Linked DNA regions of Homo sapiens: region 1 is linked to region 2. Evidence: chromatin loops called from intact Hi-C (ENCODE). Cell type or tissue: upper lobe of right lung. All regions are shown on one strand. Each heading gives the region's core, and the rest is flanking DNA. Links, peaks and the distances in the headings are about the cores only.

What was found. A loop is a pair of places that touch in the nucleus more often than their neighbours do. Peaks named below come from ENCODE experiments on the same cell type or tissue, not always from the same donor. Only the 100,000 strongest peaks of a DNase experiment are listed, where the experiment ranks them.
Region 1: it touches region 2 in a loop (2.4-fold over the local background); 3 of 110 quality-filtered maps call a loop at or near these places.

The regions. Positions count from the first base shown.
Region 1 is chr15:90,496,616-90,499,436 of GRCh38, reverse strand. IQGAP1 (IQ motif containing GTPase activating protein 1) reads right to left here. Exons shown (of 38, transcript NM_003870.4): 37 at 2,097-2,205. Among named protein-coding and RNA genes, the nearest start is that of CRTC3, 32 kb to the left of the region's middle. In upper lobe of right lung, for the core only: no CTCF peak of the experiment used is centred there; a DNase peak (open chromatin) is centred at 1,406.
Region 2 is chr15:90,543,934-90,546,754 of GRCh38, reverse strand. The region is part of intron 2 of CRTC3 (CREB regulated transcription coactivator 3); the gene reads right to left. Among named protein-coding and RNA genes, the nearest start is that of CRTC3, 15 kb to the right of the region's middle. In upper lobe of right lung, for the core only: no CTCF peak of the experiment used is centred there; no DNase peak of the experiment used is centred there.

The sequences.
Region 1 (2,821 bases), core at 87-2,586, 47 kb after region 2:
TTTTATTAGGTGTCTGCCATGTGCTTGGCATTGTGTAAGCACATTACATAGTATCTTTTAAAGTCCTCACAAAAATTTTTATGAGGTGCGATTATTCTAACTTTAAAGATGAGCTACTGAGACTCAGAGATGTTAAATGACTTGCACAACAGGACAGAGATGGAGGCGATAAATCCAGATCTGACTGCAATGCTCCCGCTTTTCCTGCTACTTTCACCATTGTCCTGAACAAGTTTAAGAAATCTGAGTGGTCTCACTTCTGAACTTTATAAGAGTGGTGATGAGAAAGCAAGGGTCAAAAGTCTTGAAAGGACCCCACAAGGCCGGGTGTGGTGGCTCACGCCTGTCATCCCAGCACTTTGGGAGGCCGAGGCAGGCGGATCACGAAGTCACGAGTTAGAGACCAGCCTGGCCAACATGGCGAAACCCTGTTTCTACTAAAAATACAAAAATTAGCTGGGCGTTGGGGCGTGGTGGTGCACGCCTATATTCTCAGCTACTCAGGAGGCTGAGGCAGGAGAATCACTTGAACCCAGGAGGCGGAGGTTGCAGTGAGCCGAGATTGTGCCATTGCACTGCAGCTTGGGCAATAAGAGCGAAACTGTCTCAAAAAAAAAAAAAATTAGCCGGGCGTGATGGTGTGCGCCTGTAATCCCAGCCACTCAGGAGGCTGAGGCAGGAGAATCACTTGAACCCACGAGGTGGAGGTTGCAGTGAATGGAGAACACGCCACTACACTCCAGTCTGGGAGACAGGGCGAGACTCTGCCCCCCCCTCCAAAAAAAGAAAGGACCCCACAAGTTCAATTATCTGTTGGAAAAATCCTAGCAGCTCCATGAGGGCTGCTGGGACCTGTGCCTAACAGAATACCCCACACCTGGCAGTTACCCCACATTTAATGAATTTGTACATAAATTAATAAATTACCACAGGCAGACTGGTTGGCCTAACATGATTTGGTTAAAAAATTTAAAAATAAAAATATGTTCTGATAACTCCACGTAAATAAAAAATTTTAAATTAAAAAAATAATTTGGTGAAACTGAGGGAATAAGAGGTTCCTATTCTTTTTTTTTTTTTGGTGGAAGTACTTTAGTTAGCTGTGTGCATCACAAAATCATTTCACATTTGTTTAGCTAACATGTTTTAATGGTCTACTGGTCATTGAGAAGGAAACGAAGATGACTAAGAAATGCTACCTGTCCTTAAGGAGTTTATGGCTTTAGCGGGGAGAGGGGAAGTAAGTCAACACCTACTGTAAACAGAGGATGTCTGCAAGGGCTACAGAAGCGAAGGGGAAACCACCTATTATGGCTTGGCTGGGGGAGGCACACCCATGGAAGTACTCCATGGAGGAACAAAAGGGGCGGGGTTGGGAGGCAGGGGAGGGGAGGGAGGGCAGCATGAGCAGAAGCCCAAATGTACATTGACAGGAAGGCACCTGCCCGGGCTGGCAGGGCATGGCTGTGTGAAGCAGTGCAAGAAAGGAGAGAGAAGCAGACTAACCGGTGCCACACACACAAAGCTAAAGGAGTCTGGATGTCACCTAGGAATCCTCTCGATGCCCTGTTATTTTTTAACGTGTAAAAATCAGATATTTCAAAATAAAACTTAGGGATCTTTATGCTACAAAAATGAATTACTCCCGAGTTCTTTTTGGATTTAAGATAGAATTCAGTTTACAAACATAAACTTTACACACACCTTGTCAGAATGTATCTAACTTTTAAGTACCTATATCAAATCAAAATGACAAAAAGATTTCAAGCTACTGAGTGGGCTTAGAATTCTGCAGTGTCAGCATGTGTACTTCTGCATTTTGTTCAAGTCCAAGGTGTCAGCTCGATTTAGTGGCAGCACTAAGTGGAAGCTTCAGCTAAATGTTTTCTGAAGAGTGACATCTGCAAAAGCTCTCCAGAGCGCACACACCAAACCAGACATGCTGAAACCCTCAGCTTCTTTCCCCGCAGTGTGGAGCCTAGCTCACTGCTGAATGTAGACAGCTTTCCTCAGATGAGTCTCCTCTTTATCTATTTCTCCTACTTGGACAAGAATCTCATCCAGAAAGTTTTTGGTTCCTGCTGGTGCATACCCACCTGATAATGTAACATAAAAGTCTCCATTTGAACTCCCATGAATTTGGCTTTCACTTCGAAGTCTCCAACTTCTTCTGTTGGACTGATTTCAAATATAACATTTTTAAACCTGTTGAAAGATAACATCGTAAGGGTATGGTTTTTATATTCTCATATAAAAATATTCTGTGAAATGGGGAAAGGAGATGAACCAAGTCTTCAAGAGTGAAAAGGGCTGCAGAAAATACAGGTCAAAAGTACTTCTGCAGCTGAAGCAGCACAGATTGCCAAGCCCAAGTACCATCTGCTCTGGGACTTGGAGAGAGGAATGGCAACCTCTCTCTGCCTGCAGCACTTACATCCTATCAAAGAGGAACCACTGAGGAGTTCCACAAGTGGCGTGTGAAGGGATGACATCATAGGAATTCTCTTCACTTCCACATGGCCAAAAAGGAAACCTAATGATAAAAGGAGAAAACGGAGGACACTGGGGAAGGAGAGGGTGTATGTGTTTGAATACATGCATGTTTGAGGACTGGGAGAAGTAAATAAACAAAAGGGGGTCCGTATAAAAAGCACCAAGGGAGGAGGTTTTCTAGAAAGAGTAGGTGCTGTGTATATAAGCACACTCAGTATTACCAAAGATAAATTGTTATTATTGAACGTATTTAAGTTATCACTCATTCACAATATGTTACGTGCCAGGAAATTTTGGGGGGCCAAAAGGAAAAGGTATTATGCAGCCG
Region 2 (2,821 bases), core at 271-2,770:
GCTACTCAGGAAGCTGAGGCAGGAGAATGGCATGAACCCAGGGGGCAGAGCTTGCAGTGAGTGGAGATCGTGCCACTGCACTCCAGCCTGGGCAACAGAGTGAGACTCCGTCTCAAAAAAATAAAAATAAAATCCTAGCAGGTGTTTTTATAGACATTAACAAGCTGATTCTAAAATGTTATGGAAAAGCAAAGGAATGAAAATAAGCAAAACAGCTTCAAAAAAGAACAAAGACGACTCTCATTACCTAATTCCAAGCCTTCCTATAAAGGTACAGTAATCAAGACAGTGTGGTATTAGCAAAATGATAGACAAAGAAACCAATGACACAGAAGATGGTATTAGCAAAATGATAGACAAAGAAACCAATGACACAGAAGAGTCCGGAAATAGACCCACATGTATATGGTCAATTGATTTTCAACAAAGGTACCAAGGCATTCAATAGGGAAAAGAAAGTCTTCATCAAATGGTTCTAGAACAATTTAACATCCCTATGCAAAATGAGTGAGCCTCAAACCCAAACCCTGTACCACACAAAAAAATTAACTCATAATTTACTTAAGTGTAAAAGACAGAGCTATAAAACTAATAGAGAAACACATAGAAAAAAAACCTTCGGGAACTTGAGTTAGATGAAGAACTCTTATTAATAGATAAGACAAAAGCACAAATCATAAAATAACACAATTGATAAACTAGACTTCAAAACTTAAAACTTCTACTCTTCGAGACTTGAGAAAATGAAAAAACAAGCCACAGACTGGGAGAAAATATTTGCAAAATACATATCTGATAAAGAACTGGTATCCAGAATATATAAACAACTCTCACAACTGATTAAGAAAATTAACAACTCAATTTAAAAACTAGACAAGGCCAGGCGCAGTGGCTCACGCCTGTAATCCCAGCACTTTGGGAGGCCAAGGCGGGCGGATCACAAAGTCAGGAGATGGAGACCATCCTGGCTAACACAGTGAAACCCCGTCTCTACTAAAAATACAAAAAAAATTACCCGGGCGTGGTGGCAGGTGCCTGTAGTCCCAGCTACTTGGGAGGCTGAGGCAGGAGAATTGCTTGAACCCAGGAGGCGGAGGTTGCAGTGAGCCGAGATCGTGCCACTGCACTCCAGCCTGGGCGAAAGAGTGAGACTCCATCTCAAAAGTAAAAAAAAAAAACAAACAAAAATTAGCCAGGTGTGGTGGGGCGCGCCTGTAAACCCAGCTACTCAGGAGGCTCAGGCAGTAGAACTGCTTGAACCTGGGAGGCGGAGGCAGCAGTGAGCTGAGATCACGCCACTACACTCCAGCCTGGGCGACAGAGCGAGATTCAGTCTCAAAAAAAAAAAAAAAAATTAAAACCACAATTGTCATATGATTCAGCAATCCTACTTCTGAGTATGTACCCAAAAGAATGGAAAGCAGAGCCTTGAAGAGATATTTGCACACCCATGTTCATAGCAGCATTATTCACAATAGCCAAGAGGTGGCGGCAACCCAAGTATCCATTAGCGGATGAATGGAACAAAATGTGGCATCCACATACAATGAAATGTTACTCAGCCTTGAAAAGGAAGGAAATCATGTCACAGACTATAACACGGGTGAACCCTGAAGACATTATACTAAGCACAAGCCAGTCACAAAAAAGACAAATAGTATATGATTTCCCTCATATGAGGCACTTAGAATAGTCAAAGTCATAGAGACAGAAAAAACAGTAGTTGCCAGAGGCTGGTGGGAAGGGAACATGGAGAATTCTTATTGAATGGGCATAGAATTTCAGTTTTGTCAGATGAAAAAATTCTGGAGATTGGTTGCACAATATGAATGTATGTAATACCACTGAACTATACATTTAAAAATGGTTTTAGAAGATACCAATAAACTACTTTAAAAAATGGTTAAGATGGTAAATTTTATGTTCTGTTTTTTAACCACCATTTTTTTGAAACTCTGAAATACCAAGTGCTAGAGCAGATACAGGGTCGCTGGAACTCTCATGCACTGCTGGTAAGAATGTGAAACAGTAGAGCCACTTTGGAGAACAGCTTGGCGATTTCTTATAAAGCTAAAGTTAATATACACTTACTGTATGATCTAGCAATTCCACTACTAGCTACTTACATAAAAACTGTATGTGAATGTTTATAGAATATTTATTCATAATTGCCAAAAGGTGGAAACAACCCAAATGCCCATCAACTAACTGATGAATGCATAAATTATCTACATCCATAGAATGGAATTCTACTCAGCAATAAAAAGAAATGAACTACTGATCAATGCAATGTAGTGGGTTAAATTATGGCCACCAAAAGAGATATCTTCAAGTCCTAAGCCCCAGAACCTGTGAATATGACTTTATTTGAAAACAGAATCTTTGCAGATGTAATCAAGCAAAGGTGAGATCATATTGAATTAGGGTAGGCCCTAAATCCAATGACTAGTTCTTTATAAGAAAAAGGAGAGGAAGATTTAAACACAGACACAGACAAACAATGAAGAAAGTCGTGTGATGACAGAGGCAGAGAGTAAGTGATGCAGCTACAAGTTAAGGACTGCCGCAGACCACGGAAGCTAGGAAGAGACAAGGAGGGATTCTTCCCCAGAGCATTCATGGTGCTGCTGACACCATGCTGATTTCCAACTTCTGGACTCAGAACATGAGAACATGAGAAAATAAATTTCTGTTGTTTTAAGGCACTAAGTTTGTGGTACTTTGTTACAGCAGCCCTAGGAAACTAACACACGCAACCACCCAGATGAATCTCAAATGCTAAGTGAGAGAAAAACTCAAAAGACTACGGACATTTGATTCC